2 separate regions of the Homo sapiens genome follow, and region 2 is linked to region 1. Evidence: chromatin loops called from intact Hi-C (ENCODE). Cell type or tissue: endothelial cell of umbilical vein. All regions are shown on one strand.

Region 1 (8,000 bases):
TATTATAGACACATTCAAAATAGAGGGAAAAATGTTACCAGCGAGGAGCACATTTGAGAGACTGGACTTGGAGAAAGCCATTACAATTTTAGAGACAAACTCAAATGGAATTGTATGTAACTGTCTTCCATTCATACCTATATGATTGCCCACCTTAGTATAAACTTGCCTGGGCTTTTAAACCGAGACAGCTATCCATTTTCTATGAAGGTTGATTACCCACTATGTAGATTAACTATGGCAAATGGTTCATGGAAGACTGGACTATTTTGCTCTGTTTATTGTCATTCTAGTTTGTCTCTCCCAGTTACATGCTTTATCTAGGATAAAACAATTCTAAACTATAAAACGACTGCATTCCAAAGTCAAATACAAGTTGCTACATTAAAAAAACTGGGGGATTAATTTAACCTCCTCTGGTGCCATTGGGTTACTGGTCTCTTGTACCATTTGCAGGGATGGCAGAGAATGGCCAGTGTGCAGTATGTGCGGTTTCGTTTCAGTAGATTCACAGACAGAGCACATTTCTGGTAGGGTTGAATTCGTAGTTCAACATAGATTTTATTCATGGGTGTCTTATGTTAGAGGGAAGTATCAACCCCAATAGAGTCTGCACTCCTCTCTTTGGTGTGTGTTGTGCCTGTGGAGGAAGAAAGCATGGGGCAGGAGGTGTGGCGGTTTGGGGGTATTAGTTCTGTATTTCTTCCCTGCATTGGGGCAAATAAGAGACCTTCTGTAATTGGATTTCTAGGCCCATATGTTTATTATTATTACTTTAATTTCCTGTGGCTAAGTAAATTGTTTATGTGCTTGTTAATTAATTACCCCTGAAAAATAGGAAGTAGATGCGCTTCTTTCCGCACTTTGTAAATTTTAGCAATTTTTGCTTGAGGGGAATGTCATTAAATTGTAATAATAACCTACATTTACATAGCACCTTCAATACTTTCATACTAAACGAACCTAAAATACTTTGAAATTCCCCTGAATAGATGTTAAGAGCTATAGATATCTTTCCTTAAATGTCCTGAAATATCATCTTGCCTATAATTAAAATACAGTCATTCTTAAAATATATCCATGAAAAATGGAAAGTATTATCTGCTTGGTTGGAGCTGGGATTAACCAAGGATTTTAGATCTTAAGTTTAAAGATATAGAGATCTAATTCACAATTACCTTGGTCCTGGGTTGCCACAGTTGCTTGGCTTACCTACTTATGGCCAGCTGGTCTACCTCATATCATAGAAAACACTCTTCTCATTCTTTTTTTTTTTTTTTTTTTAAATAGGGTGACTTGATCCTCCCCCCAACTCTCACCTCAGCTTAGTTGATAGCCAAAATTTATCGCTCTGTTCTTAATGAGCGACTATTGGCTTCTCAGGTTTTTGCTGAAAATATAATCTCAAACTTTCTGTCGCCCAACTCTTACCAAATGCTCACAGCTGAAAGAAATAGTGTAGCTTGAAGGCTTGAAGAACAGAATGGCTTGAAGAGTTTCCATATTGCTCATTTCTCCAGATATTTAAACATTTTCCAATAGGATCAGTTGAGACCACAAGAGAGCTGGATAATTTGAGCATCTTATTTTACCCTCCCAGGAGATTTTTTAAGAATTTTATTTACTACTTTTTCTTCTCAAGAATGATTTTGGACAGCTGTGCAAAACCATTGAGCTGTGCTTTGCTGTTGTGTCATCCTCTAGACTGACAGAAGTTGGGAAGCAAAGTCACATGAAATTTGCTCTATTTGTCTCAGGTGCAGCACACAATGTTCTCTTGATGTGGACCCCGGGGAGACATTCCTCTCTGATCTCAGTACTAGGAAAGGCCTGGTCTCTTGATAGCAACTGTGTTATTTTTATATAATAGACACTATGAATCATGTCATATTTTCCTTTGTTTGGCTGCTCACAAGCTCACAGCCACATTTGTAGCCCACCTCTAGGAGCTGTGCAAACTTTATAGCCTGTATTTCTCTGTGCTAATCTTTCCCCTGGCTTTCTATCGTTTTTATACTCTTTTTTAAATACTCGACCCTCACTGCCTCTTATTATTTTAGCATGATTTACTGTATTTATTTTTGAGTCTATCTCATATCCTTTTCAGAACACAGAGCAGTAGGTATAAATAAGCAAGTAAATAGTAAGAAAAAGTATTCCATGGATCTCCAAGTGTGTCTCGATCACTCCACTTATAGGCGAGACAGAGCACTTTCAGCCAGTGCTGCCAGGCTGTGTGGCATTCACAAACCCTATCCTTGGCCACCTCAGGCTTCAGTCATTGTGGCAAGATGTTTTCTACCCAGCTGTCTAAGAGGAAGAGGTGCTCTGGGGCCAAGTAGGTGAATTCCAATCTTCTCCCTTCCCTGTTGGATACCAAAATTCTTGAGGAACATAATAGGATATTCGGAGTGAATCCAGCTCCATAAATCCTCTAATGAAGAGACCACGAGAAGCTCAGAAATGCTTGGTCTGCATGGCTTATGGCTCAGGCCTTCCAAATGGAAGGCAATCCTCAGGTAGGAGGAAGGAGGCAGAGCCAGGCATTAGATACCCCCATTAGGTTGGTATCTTAAGGGGGTATCCCTTAAGATGGGAGAGTGAGAGGTGGCTTCCTAGTGGAAGAGAGGACTTGGGTGGTTATAACAGTCTCCAAGGACTCTTTAGACATGGTTTAGGCAAAACAATTGCCACCAGGGTTCCTGAGAATGTAGGAGGTCCCAAGAAATGTGGCAGGAAATTTTAGAGGGCAGGGGTCTCAGATAGTTGGAAGCTAGAAGGTTCATCATTTTTAGAACCGCTGAGCTGGAATTCTGTGAAATGATTTTTTTTTTCTCCCTTTCACGCCTGGCAAACATTTAAACCTTTTGAAACCATATAAGTTTATGCAATTGTTTCTTGTTTGGAAGGCGATGCTGCCAAGTTGCAACCATGGAGCCAAAAATTTGCCCTGGCACTGCCCATGTCCTCATTCCTGCCCTGTACTAGGGTTCTGGCAAGAACCTGATTGGGAATTTTCTTTTCTTTCTGGAGTGTGAAAAATGGGAGGTAGCCAAGGTAAACAGAAATGAACTTAGATAAAAGTTGTATTTCCTTACAGTGACTCTGTTCCCAGGTGTGAGGTTTTGTGCATCTTTGAGAACTAACTTTATTGTTAACAATATGGACAAAGAGAAGGACTACACACCATCTCTGACTATCTTATCAGCTTCTGCAAAGGTAAAAGACAGGGCATTTTAGAGATGTAAATTATTTGCTAGAGGTTATGTGGGAAGTAGAGTAACTGGGATTGGGACAATGAGAAACGTTTTGAATTTTCTGAGAAAAGATGATAAGATAATAAAAGCTGATATCAATCTAGAAAGTCTGGCTAGAGCAGAGAATTCCGCTGCCTAAGCTGATCAGGCATGCTTTTCAGCCCTCTTGTGAATTCCAAGTGACAGTGGGGAGAGGAGGCATCTGCTCTCCAAACATGACACAGTCATGGCAGTAATAATGACAGAGCCTGTAGATAACGCTGTGCCAACTGCAGGTCAATGAGAAGCCAGTGCAGGTCTGCAGTCTGCACACCTGGGGCTGGCTGGAGGCCTTTGGCACTGTTTCCTGTTTACATGAGTCAGAACCCAGATATCCTCTGGCTTTCTGCCTGATTTTTGAGTCACCACCAGCTTGGAGGGGCCAAGTGAACTGATCTCTCTGGACTATACTAAGGAGACTCTTGGCTTTGACCATGGTCACAGATCTCTCTGTGCCCAGCCTTCTTCTAGTAGCATCATTCGACTTAACTGTTTATAACAAGATTTCACTTAAACAAGCTCCCCTAGTTACTTGAGATAAACAGCACAGAGGGAGAGAGAGAACCGAGGAGAGTAATAGAAAAATGTGTGCTTTTAGCTGAGACTTTCAGCTACTCATTTTGATTTTCAAAATAGCTCCCATTTCTGAATTCTGAATTTCTGAGAGAAAGATGGCAAATCTAATGATTGCCATTTAGGCTTTCCAGTGGCTCTTCGGTCCTGAAAAATAAGAATTGGAAGGGCAGACACAAGATTGGGGCCAGTCAATTTGGGTTTTTCTCCTCCCCATTATGGCCACTACGCTGGTGTTATTTGGTATGGGTGTGCATGTTCTGCATCCTCATGCCTTGCTTTAAATCCCAGAAAAGGATGGATGAAAAATTCTTCCCTTTGCTCCTGTTGAAATTATTTCAGTACAGAGTAACATAACCTCCTGTTTTAATCTTCCATTTAATTGATATTTGAGTGCCTACTTTAGGTAAGGCACTGTGCTAGGCACACAAACCTTGTGAAGATGAATGGAATGGTTCTTGCCTTAAAATAGCTTTCAATTAACCAAGGAAACTGTAACATATGCTCAACCATCTATAATATTTGGCTTGCTGTGACACACGCATTGGAAAAGTTGGAAGTAAAGCTCTGAGGATGTCCAGAGAAGCCAGAGGACATTTTCATTGAGAGGTGAGAAAATGTTTTCTTAAGACTGTAGCTTTTATGGCTGGGCCTTGAGAGACATATAGAATAGAATTTTACAGTTAGAAAGGAGGAACGAGGTCATTATAGTAACAGCAGTGAGCTACGGCCATGACTGGGTTCAGGAAACAGACACTGGTCCAAGTGTAGGATACATAATATAGTAATCATTAGGTTATCTTTAAAATGATTTGTGGTTTTCACACTTTTGGCCCATATGTTATCTGTTTGATCTTTATAACAACTTCATATGGTTGGCCTATGATTATTGAGGATAAAGTAAATAAATATATTCCTACTTAGCAGGCAGCAGGGAGCCACACAAAGTATTATTCAGGGAGTGGTGAATCTGAGTTGGGTATAATGAGGGCAACTCAGCAGCAAGGATCTTTTGTAGGCTGGACTGAAGTGGGAAAAGTTGGAGGTGGGAAGATCAGTTTCGAAGGTGCAGTGATAGTGTAGGCTGGGAGTGAGAGAACACAAAGGAAGAGATGGGAGAAGACACATTCCCAAGGTTGAATTGCAGGTCAATAGAAAGTGGTTTGAATGACTCAAAAGCTATTTTATGAAATTCTCTGCTCTGACCGTCCCTTAGTTCGAGTTATTTTCTCTTTATTTGTATCCTCAGAGGATTCTGGTAACTTTATTTAGCACTTCTTCCTGTCTCATTTTATTGTTGTTTACATATCTGATACCCGGATTAGGTTATTAGGTTGTAAGCTTCTGGAAGCTAAGGATGATGTTACTTATCTTTGTCTTTCCTCCGGGGAAAGTATATAGCACGGTCACTTGAACATAACTAATGTTTAATAAATGCTTGCAGTATTTAACTCCAGTTTGGCAGTGAAAGACAAAATGAGAGCTTAACGCAGCAGGGTTGCAGGAAAGGGTTTATTTATTTAGTTTCAGAAACAAGTGAGATACAGTGGAAAGAACATGCAAGTTGGAATGAAACTTGGTTTAAATCCTGGCACTACCCATTTATTTCGTACATGACGTCGGCCAAGTTACTTAATGTGTTTAAGCATAATTTCCTCTCATACAAAATGCCAATTATAAAATCGACCTTTTGAGGTTACTGTGAAGACTAAATACAGTATCATGTGCATATTATCTAATACAATATCTGGCACATAGGATATCTTCAACAGTGTTAGTTAAAAGTCCTGTACTGATATAACCCCCTGGCTTGAGTATGTTCCTAGACAAAAGGGGAAAAGAACAAGAGATGGAATTCATAAGAGAAAGGAGAAATAATATAACAAGATTCAATAAGATGGAGTGACGGAGGAAGAAAGACGGATGCTGCTTCCCTTTAAGTGTGTGGGAGGGAGAAAAGGAATCATGAACATTTAAAGAAATTCTGTCAAGTGAAAAAGAAGGGTTCTAGGAACACCAGTCTCAGAAAAGCTGAAAGAAAGATGAACTGCTGGGGTAAGATGTGAGAGGGGATTTAAATGGGGTTGGGTACTGGAAAGTGGGAGACAATATGTGGAGCAGCTGCTATGGAAACTAGGGCAGGAATCAACAAAACCGGAGAAGAATTCTTAGAAGCAGGAAAGGTCAGTGACGCCTGGATGGCATGAGTTTGGAATTTATGCAATTAGCAAAGCATCAAAAAGCATGAGTCCAAAATGTCCCTGGCCAGTTCCATTTATGGAGTTCTTATCAGTGCTGTGCAAGCCATTGAGCTGCACAGATGGGCTCTCAACCAGTGGTGGGGACACAGTAACAAACAGAGCTGGAAATACACACACACACACACACACACACACACACACACACACACACACACACGTATTCTATCAAATCAATATATACATAGACATGTATTCTATCATATCAATATATATGTATTCTGTCAAAGAAGGATATGTTGATATATTCTGCCAAAGAAACAGATTGGCTTACCCAATCTAGTGCTATGTTAAATAAGCTTTTTATTTTATATATGGAAAAGACTTTAGAGATTATATCAACCCAACCTTAGGTGTAAGAACTCAGCGTAAGTGACTTACCAGCAATTATTTTACCAGGAAACAGTGTGGTATGATACTTAGGAGTGTGACCCTGGAATTTGACTTTTGGAGTTTGAATCCCAGTTGTGTGACCTTTGGCAAGTTTCCTAACCTGTATAAAATATATTCAATTATAAAGCATGGATACTAATACCATCATCCTCATAGGATAGTTGTAAGGATTAAATGAAATCATCTTTGTAGCATGCTTAGTCTGATGCCTGAGATGAGATGTCACTGCATAAAAATTATTTAGACTCAGGTATCTTGATTGTTGTTCATGATTCTGTCTTCTACATGGGGCTGCCTTGTTGACTGATAGATTTCCCTGAGGAATGGCTGTGGATAACTGCCATTGGATGCAAGTTTCTTTGGGTACAACTCTTTTCTTTATTAGCCATACTAAATATATTGGGCCCATCTTCCTTATGAATTTACATATTTAACCCTTGACACACCAATTTCTTTTCATTGTTCCTATTGAACTTACACAGTGCCCTCACAATCAGTATGCTCTTGCTTGAAATACTTGTAATGAATTATCTGTATATAGTTTACGAAACTAGCCTCATTTTTTTTACAGCCATACAGTTTTTACAACCACTGACTTTTGAAGATTAATCTCATAACTTTTTTTTTTTTTTTTGAGACAGAGTTTCGCTCTTGTCGCCCAGGCTGGTGCGCAATGGCATGATCTTGGCTCATTGCAACATCTGCCTCTTGGGTTCAAGCAATTTTCCTGCCTCAGCCTCCTAAGTAGCTGAGATTACAGGCGTCTGCCACCATACCTGGCTAATTTTTGTATTTTTAGTAGAGACAGGGTTTCACCATGCTGGCCAGGCTAATCTCAACTTTCTTAATGAGAATTCTGTTAAATAGGGAACACTATTAAGCATATTAAGCATATTTTTTGTACAAGGAAACCAAGGAACAGAGAGGGTCAGTGAGTTTGCTGAGGCCAAACAGTGACAGAAACATGGAGCACAAAGCATGGATTATCCATAACTTGGCCCATTGGTGTGGCTTCTCCTCCCATTATACCCTCAAATCACCACGAGCTTTTCTAGAGACATTTTCTTTGGCCTCATGGTATTGCATATATGCTTGAGATAGACCATAAAGCACCAAACTATCCTTTTTAGAACCCAGAAATCACGATTCCCTTTTTCTACCTCTACCTTCAATTTTTGTGGCAATGGAAAAAGAATTCAAAATCAGGCTGAGCAAGTCCATTTGGGTCTTAGGAAACAAGTCAATTGTTTTTATTTTCTCTACTCCCAAGATACTCTGGGGTTGGTACACAGCAGCCTGGAAAAGAGAAGCATCCATGGGCCATCTCATTTCTGACTCAGTCAGCCAGCTGGGTGTTGAGACTATTTCCATGGCTTCCAATCCGTCAATGCTTGAAAACATTTACTACGGAAAGGATCGCTGGCTCGGGGAAGACATTTGTCTAATTCGGCAACAGTACTTTACACTGCATTTCCAGATT
Region 2 (8,000 bases), 480 kb after region 1:
GAATTAAATGAAAATTCGTTCACTGAATAATGAACAGAATTGGGAAGGGATGATGAAAATATGCTAGCTACTTATTGAGCATTCATTCGATGACTGTTTATTGACTGTCTGCTCTGAGCCTGGGTACTGGGGATACAGTAATGAACCAAAGCACACACACAGTCGCTCCCCAAGTGAGCTCACATGTTAATGAGTAGAGGGATTATGTGTGTGTGTGTGTGTGTGTGTATATATGTACACACACAATGAGATAAATAATAGAAGGATATTTAGACAGAAACCTGAATCAGATGACAGTGTGTACCAGTGGACTTTTATGTGGAAGAATGTTCCAAGCCAAGGTAACAGTAAGAACAAAAGCCATGAAGCCAGGTGCTTGGTGGTTGAAGGTTCTGGAGAAGAGTGACTGAGGGGATAGTGGCAGGTGGTAGTAGATAAATTAGCAAGGTGAACCAAGCCAAGTTGGTGTGGTTATCTATTGATATTAGGAATAAGCGCATTCAGTTTTCCCTGCTTAACTAAAGTTTTCTAGAGGGGTAAGGTCAAGATACTCTGATAAGGCAAGGAAGGAAATTCCCACAGTGGCACCAAAAATGAGAATTAGGCCCTCAGAGACCTGGAGGTTCCACACTGGGGAAGTGTGCTGCTTTAGTGTGAGTAGTCTCCCAAAGTCATCGTAAACATTTCAGTGCTCAAGTGTGTCTGAGCTGTAACCTCTGTAGGAAAGGAAATCCTGATTTCTAAAAATAAATACTGCTTTTATTTTAAGAGTCAAAGGGGAACGGACCGTCCCAGTAAATACAGGTCATTGAAATGTTTTAATTGTGGAATTGGAATAGGAAGAGAGATAATCTGTTCAAACCTATAGATAGTTAGATACCATTTTCTTAAAATGTCTCCAGATACAAGGAGCCTGAACCCTCCATTGATAAATCATTAGTCTGTTTCCAGTGTTGCTTTGGTTGGTAATGTTTTAAAAAATGGGCTGGGTGCAGGTGGCTCACACCTGTAATCCAAGTGCTTTGGGAGGCCGAGGCAGGAGGATCATTGAGGCCAGATGTTTGAGACCAGCCTGGGCAACATAGTGAGACCCCCTGTCTCTACAATAATAATAATAATAATAATTAGTTGGGCATGGCGGCATGTGCCTGTAGTCCTAGCTACTCAGGAGGCTGAGGCAGGAGGATTGCTTGAGCCCAGGAGTTCAAGGTTGCAGTGAGCTATGATTGCACCATTGCACTCCAGCCTGGGTGATGCATCAAGACTCTATCTCAAAAATAATAACAATAATGATTAACTAATTCCCTTAATACTTTGTGAGATAAAACAGCTCACGTTGTGACTTATTCGTTCATTTATTGATTCAACAATGTATACTGAGCATGTACGGTGTACCAGACACTGTTGTAGTCTCTTGGGATACAACAGTGACTAGGATGGAAAAAGTCCCCACTCTAATGGACCCATATTTGAGTTAAGAGACAGAATTCTTTTTTAAAAAGATAGATATATCATAGAAGTGTAGGTGGTGATGACTTATCTGATTAAAAGGAAGCAGGACAACAGATATGAGTAAGAGGAACTGTTATATTCCTTGTGGATGGTCAGGGAAAGCCTCTCTAAGGAGGTGACACGAGCAAAATGAGGAATTAGCCATGTGAATATAGAGGAAAAGCATATTGCAATCCCGGGGTGGTGGAGGAGCCACAAGCACAAAGGCCCTAAGGTGGAATTGCTTATTTGAAAAACAGTAATAAGGCCAGAGTGGAGGAAAAGAGGTAGAAGAAGATGAGGTGGCGATGTAATAGTTTGGATGAGAGCCTATGAGCTCTGGTTGACTTTGGGATGATTCTATGTGTGAAGGGAAGCTGTTGGAGGGCTTTGATCTGACACATGTTTAGAAGAATGACTCCATGCCAGGCACAGTGGCTATGCCTGTAATTCCAGCGCTTTGGGAGGCCAAGGCGGGTGGATCACCTGAGGCTAGGAATTCAAGACCAGCTTGGCAACATGGTAAAACCTCATCTGTACTAAAAATACAAAAAATTAGCTGGGCATGGTGGCGGGCACCTGTAATCCCAACTACTCGGGAGGCTGAAGCAGGATAATCACTTGAACCCGGGAGGTAGAGGCTACAGTGAGCTGAGATCACGCCATTGCACCCCAGCCTGGGCAAAAAGGGTGAAATTCTGTTTTGTTTTGTTTTTTTAATAAAAAGAATGATTCCAATTCCTCTTTGTAGAGTAGATTGCTGGGGGCAAGAGTAGGGGCAGGTGGCTTGTGCAGTTAATTCAGGTTTTGGAGAGGTTGTGGCTTGGACTAGGGAGACAGCAGTAGAGATGGTGACAAACTTTGGATTTGGAGTATATTGTGCTTTTAATGTACAGGCAACAAGATCTGTTGACAGATTAGATATGTGAGAGAGAAAAAGAAAATTCAAAGATAAATCCAGGGTTTCTAACTGAACAACTGGATGGCAGTGACATTTCTTGAGATGCGGAGCAGCAAAGAGGGGCAGTGGGGGCTGATAATTAAGAGTTCTGTTCTGAACATGTTAATATGTGATACCTTGTAGATACATCTCAGCAGAGATGGTGTATCAGTTAGATAGATGAGTCCATGTTTTAAGGGGAGGCTCAATGATAGAGTTAGAAATTTGTGTCACCCGAGTATAAACGATATTTAAAGTCTGGAGACTGGATGAGATCCTTTAAGAGCGTGATGATAAACAGAGAAAATAAACTTTCTGAAGAGTGAGTCCTGAACACTCCAGCACCTATCTAGAGATTGGAAAGAAAAAGAGGGTTCAGTAAAAGTGACTAAAAAGTGATAGCCAGTCAAGTGGGAGGAAAGACAAAAGAATACACTATTCTGGAATCCAGAGAAGAAAGTGTGTTGTTTGAAAGAGGGAGTGATCCACTGGGTCACATGCTGCTGAAATGTCTGTGAGGAACTGAGAATTACCCATAGAAGCTGGCAATGTGAAGGGCATTGATTGGCAGTTTAAAGAGAGAGATTTGAGAGTAGAGGTTGGGCAGACAGCCTGCCTGGAGTCGATTCAAGGGAGCGTGCATGCAGGAAACTCAGATCCTTCTTGTGAGGCGTATTTCTATAAATGGGGTGGAATCTGAAGTGCAATATATCTTGAATGTTTTGTCTGCAATCTGAATTTTGATTGTTGTGTTTGAAGTTTTGTGAGGCAAGATGTTCTGTTTCCTAACATGTTCTTGTCTCCACTAGTGAATTTTATGTTCTATGAATTTAGAGTGAGACATCAAAATTTTTTTTGGTTCTCTGCTTGGTTCTCTGTGTTCAAACTAGCTTTCTCTCTCTTTCTCCATATATATATAAAATACCATGTTTAATTCAAATGTTTCAGTTTTAATTTTTATATATACCCTTTCTCTCCCTTCCAGTGAAAAGGCATGTGAATTAGTGCAGTGACTGAATCTAGATGAAATGACACACTCATGCAGCTAGCCTCTTCTGCGCTCCCAGTTTCTTCTAGAATACAATAAAGATTTTTGAGAACCTCTAGTTACCGGCCTATTCACAAGCTGAGATTTCTCAGGTACCTTGAGTGTAAACTAGATTTCCCTCAAGAAAAGTTTGTTCTGCCCTTTTTTAAAGGCAAAGAAACTCCTCTCAAAATATCTTGCTTAAAACATTTCTCACTCTGACTCCTTTATAGTCTTGTGATTATAAGCAAATTGGATTACAGAAATATAAAGGGAGCAGGATGAAGAATGTCAGGATGTTAGCTTTTTGGGGATTGACTGTGACAATCCCATGAAACTCAAGAATTTTAGGCATATCTCAGACCTTCATGGGGGTGAGGGCTCTTTGTATTGTTTACTACTGTGTTCCCAGTTATCCAATAAAATGAAGATACAAACTTGTACTGAATAACTTATGTGACAAGGTATTTATCTAGCTCTCAGTAGGTAAGCTGCCATTGTTTCTCTAACAAAATTGAAGTTATTTCATATTAGCATAGATATATATTGATCGATTATATGCATGAAAAATGAAAGCGATTATTTTATGCATAGTCACAGTATAACATTTTACCTTGATACTCATTTTTTACGGTATCCTAAAGCAAAGAACATGAACATCTATAGATTTTTTCCTCAATATCTCATTTTTTATTTCAGCCTTTCATGGGGTCAAGTGTAACTTGCTATTTTTTACTGTTCTTTAGATTTAGTCTTTGTAAATTATATCTGCCTTTAAGAGAGACAGCAACAGACCATTAGTCAGATTTGCTGGAAGTATGATACATTTCTCTATGACCTACTAACCTGAATCAAGATCCCAAACATCACAGATACGCATAGAACCTTTGCAGATACCCTTTTAATACAAGCATAGAAAGGTCTTTGTAGGCGAGTCCAAAATCTGCTATTGGCCGTCAGTTCAGCTGAGGACATCTGGCCACTTGGGAGTGAACGGAAAGACCAAAATAATAAACGTCACTAATGTTGGGGTGGCAGGTGGTTTTATTGTCTTTGGCTCTCCTTTCCTCTCCTGCATGCTACAGCATTTTTTTCCAGAAGCCGTACAGCATTTTACAAGGGGAGAAGAAATTCTTTCCTATCTCAAGGAACATCAAAGTAAATGAGAGAAATTGTTTTGATTTTGATCCTTTAAATCAGATGCACTGTCCACTTATCAGTACAAAGAAGAAAGAAATACACCACTTCCTTGGGGATTTGGCTTTGGGAAATGAGATTTTTGTCCTTGGAACCAAAGGATCATTTGTAGCACAGTCAGAACAATGGAATTCCACTGAATCCATGCCAGCATCCAAATCCATGGCCCTTGCTTGATTCTAGCACAATACATGGAATTAATGTAAAAATGTCATAATATTAATCAAAGAAAGGGAGTTTTTTTAAAAAAAATCAGTTTGTCACTGAATATAGGTTAATTTTGAGGAAAAACAAGATATATAGATATAATGAATATAAGTGTCAGTAAAATTAACAAAATGGAAGTTAAGAAAACCTTAGTTTTTAGCCTTTTTAGTTTTTAGGACTTAGGTAGAGCCAATTAGAAATCATGTGGAGCTGTATTGAAGTTATAGAAGGCAAGCAGAAATTGCAGACCACTGAGTGTGCATGATGTATGTGTCTGTGTCGTTCCTTATCTGACGTTTTTTAACTAGAACAGAGTGGCCTAGAAGAACTTCTCAAGGTCATGGCTACTTATAATAACAACAACGAACATATATAAAGCATTTGCTATGAGTCTGGGCCAATAGTAATTACTTTACATATGTTGGTTCATCTAATCTCTGCAGTGGTTCTGGGAGGTAGTCAATGAAGTAATAAACATACAAACAGGTATAAGTATATATGCAAGTATATACACATGACATATGTCATATATGTATACCTAAACGTGTAAAATATAGAAATATGATTGAGAGGCAAGTTTATAAACATTAATTATGATAATATTCACGGTGAACTTTATTTATTTTTTAATTTTTATTTTAGGTTCCAGGGTACATGTGCAGATTTGTTATATAGGTAAACTTGTGTTATGAAAGTTTGTTGTATAAACAATTTTATCACCCAGGTACTAAGCCTAGTACCTAATCGTTATTTTTTTTCTGCTCCTCTACCTCCTCCTACCCTCCACCCTCAATTAGGCCCCAATAATGTCTGTTGTTCCTTTCTTTGTATCCCTAAGTTCTCATCATTTAGCTCCCGCTTATAAGTGAGAAGATGTGGTATTTGGTTTTCTGTTCCTGTGTTAGTTTGCTAAGGATAATGTCCTGCAGCTCCATCCATGGTCCTGCAAAAGACATGCCCTCATTCTTTTTAATGACTGCATCATATTCTGTGGTGTATATGTACCACATTTTTAAAAATCCAGTCTGTCATAGATGGGCATTTAGGTTGATTCCATGTTTTTGCTATTGTGAATAGTGCTGCAATGAACATTCATATGCATGTGTCTTTATGTGGTTGAATGTTTTATAGTCCTCTAGGCATATACCCAGTAATGGGATTGCTGGGTCAAATAGTAGAATTGAAGATAGCCAGGAACAGCTGCTACAAAGCTCATTAAATCATTTACTTTGGTTTTATTCAAAATCCAAAAGCCTGGGTCCAGGGCTTTCTGGTAAAGAAAAGTGCTCAGGGATTTCAGTTCTGAATCACTGTTTGCTGGACATTTGGCCATTCTTTCTGTCTTTCCTTTCTAAGAGAAGCAGAACTGAGAGGAAAGATCAAGCAGTAAAATTCAAGAGACTAGCTCTTAGCTATTATTCTGGCACTACCTACCACTGTCACCTTGAAAATATTCCTTAATATGTTCTGGACATCAACTTACTCATCTCTAAAATGAGTTTTTCTTCTCTAAAGTTAATGATTCTTAACTTTTGGTTAAACTTTTTTAGTTGCTGTCATAGCCTTCATTTTGTTCAGTACCTGTGTCTATTATTTTTAATTTGTTAAAGTAATAAACATTTAGCCTTTATGAAATATAAAAATCTTCATTGTGCTATAGTGACAGTTTTATTCAGAGTGAGACAAATAGTGTGAAGTGTGAAGTACATTTTTTTCATTTCCAAGCTGCACATCCACACGCCTAATTACTGTTGTGTGAATAATTTCAAAGTGTCTACTAAGACTTCTAATAGCTATCACTAACTAGTAATCTGTCAAGGTATAATGCAAGATAATATGTTTTTACACAACAATAGTGAGGCTCTCATTGATTATTACCTCCTGTAATTGCTTGATATGAACATTTATTTTAAAACTTAAAAATTATATACAACAAAATAATGATTTAAACTACCTCCAGGAAGTCTATACACAGAAATTGCTGCATTAGAGTTAATGATTTATTAAGTCATATCTTATTGCTTTTATCTTAATAGATGACATGTTATTCAAATTAAAATAAAAGAAGGTTTTTGCCAACCATTAAGTATCTCACTGAGTCACATCTGCCTTAAAGAGAAACCTGTAGCTTATTAGACTTCTTTAGCAATACTTGATACACAACATCAATATATTTATATGCCCAAGGAAGGAGGATTTATAGTCTAGCTTTATTCCCCAAAGGTTAAGCGAGTTCCAGTTATATGTGTATTTCTATATCTTGTAGGACAACAAACTTTAGAATCTCATAGCCAAAATCTGCCATTTCACATTCAAAACTTTAATTTCAAAAGATTCCAGGCAGACTTTTCTTTAATTAGATATATTCTTTTTTGTCTTAGATATCTTTTCCCATTTATTTTATTTTATTTTTGCTGTAATTCAAATAGATGGGATAAAGTTAAGGTACAAATTTAAAATTATGAAGGAAAACCGTTTTTTAAACAATCAGATTTTGAACTCAATAGAAAGGAGAGTGGCTAAAAAAAAAGAGAGGTCTAAGCAGAAGATAGCTTATGGGTCAGATTCTAGCCCTGCCTTTAGAAAAACAGAGTGGAGTAAATTAAAGTCTTGTCTTGAATGAGAAAAGGAAGTTATTTTGTCAATACAGTGTAGAGAAGAAGACTAACCGGAGTGACTTTTGTGTTTCTAAATTTGGACCTTGAAGATTTCTGAAGTTGGTAGACACCTGGTGTTAGGCATTCCTTTACAAAAGAAGCATTGGGGCCACACAGTGGCTCATGCCTGTACTCCCAGCACTTTGGGAGGCCAAAGCTGGAGGATCACTTGAAGCAAGGAGTTTAAGATCAGCCTGGCCAACATGGTGAAACCCTGTCTCTACTAAAAATACAAAAAGTAGTCAGGCATGGTGGCACACACCTATAATACCAGCTACACCAGAGGCTGAGGCAGAAGAATCACTCACTTCAACCTGGGAAGTGGAAGTTGCACTGAGCCAAGATTGCGGCATCACTGCACTCCAGCTTGGGCAACAGAGTGAGACTCTGTCTCCAAAAAAAAAAAAAGAAAAAAGAAAGAGAGAGAGACAGAGAGAAAGAAAGAGAGAGAGAAAGAAAGAAGGAAGGAAGGAAGGAAGGA

The links. Hi-C counts contacts between places; a loop is a spot of excess contacts. Peaks named below come from ENCODE experiments on the same cell type or tissue, not always from the same donor. Only the 100,000 strongest peaks of a DNase experiment are listed, where the experiment ranks them.
Region 2: a loop joins it to region 1, with 9 times the contacts of the local background. A loop is called at or near these places in 3 of 110 quality-filtered maps.

The regions. Positions count from the first base shown.
Region 1 is chr14:30,219,151-30,227,150 of GRCh38, reverse strand. No RefSeq gene overlaps it. Among named protein-coding and RNA genes, the nearest start is that of PRKD1, 300 kb to the right of the region's middle. In endothelial cell of umbilical vein, no CTCF peak of the experiment used is centred here; DNase peaks (open chromatin) are centred at 1,830, 3,040, 3,620, 5,420 and 1 weaker place; H3K27ac peaks cover 3,089 bases.
Region 2 is chr14:29,738,760-29,746,759 of GRCh38, reverse strand. All of the region lies in intron 1 of PRKD1 (protein kinase D1), which reads left to right. Among named protein-coding and RNA genes, the nearest start is that of PRKD1, 190 kb to the left of the region's middle. In endothelial cell of umbilical vein, no CTCF peak of the experiment used is centred here; DNase peaks (open chromatin) are centred at 4,599 and 4,739; H3K27ac peaks cover 1,419 bases.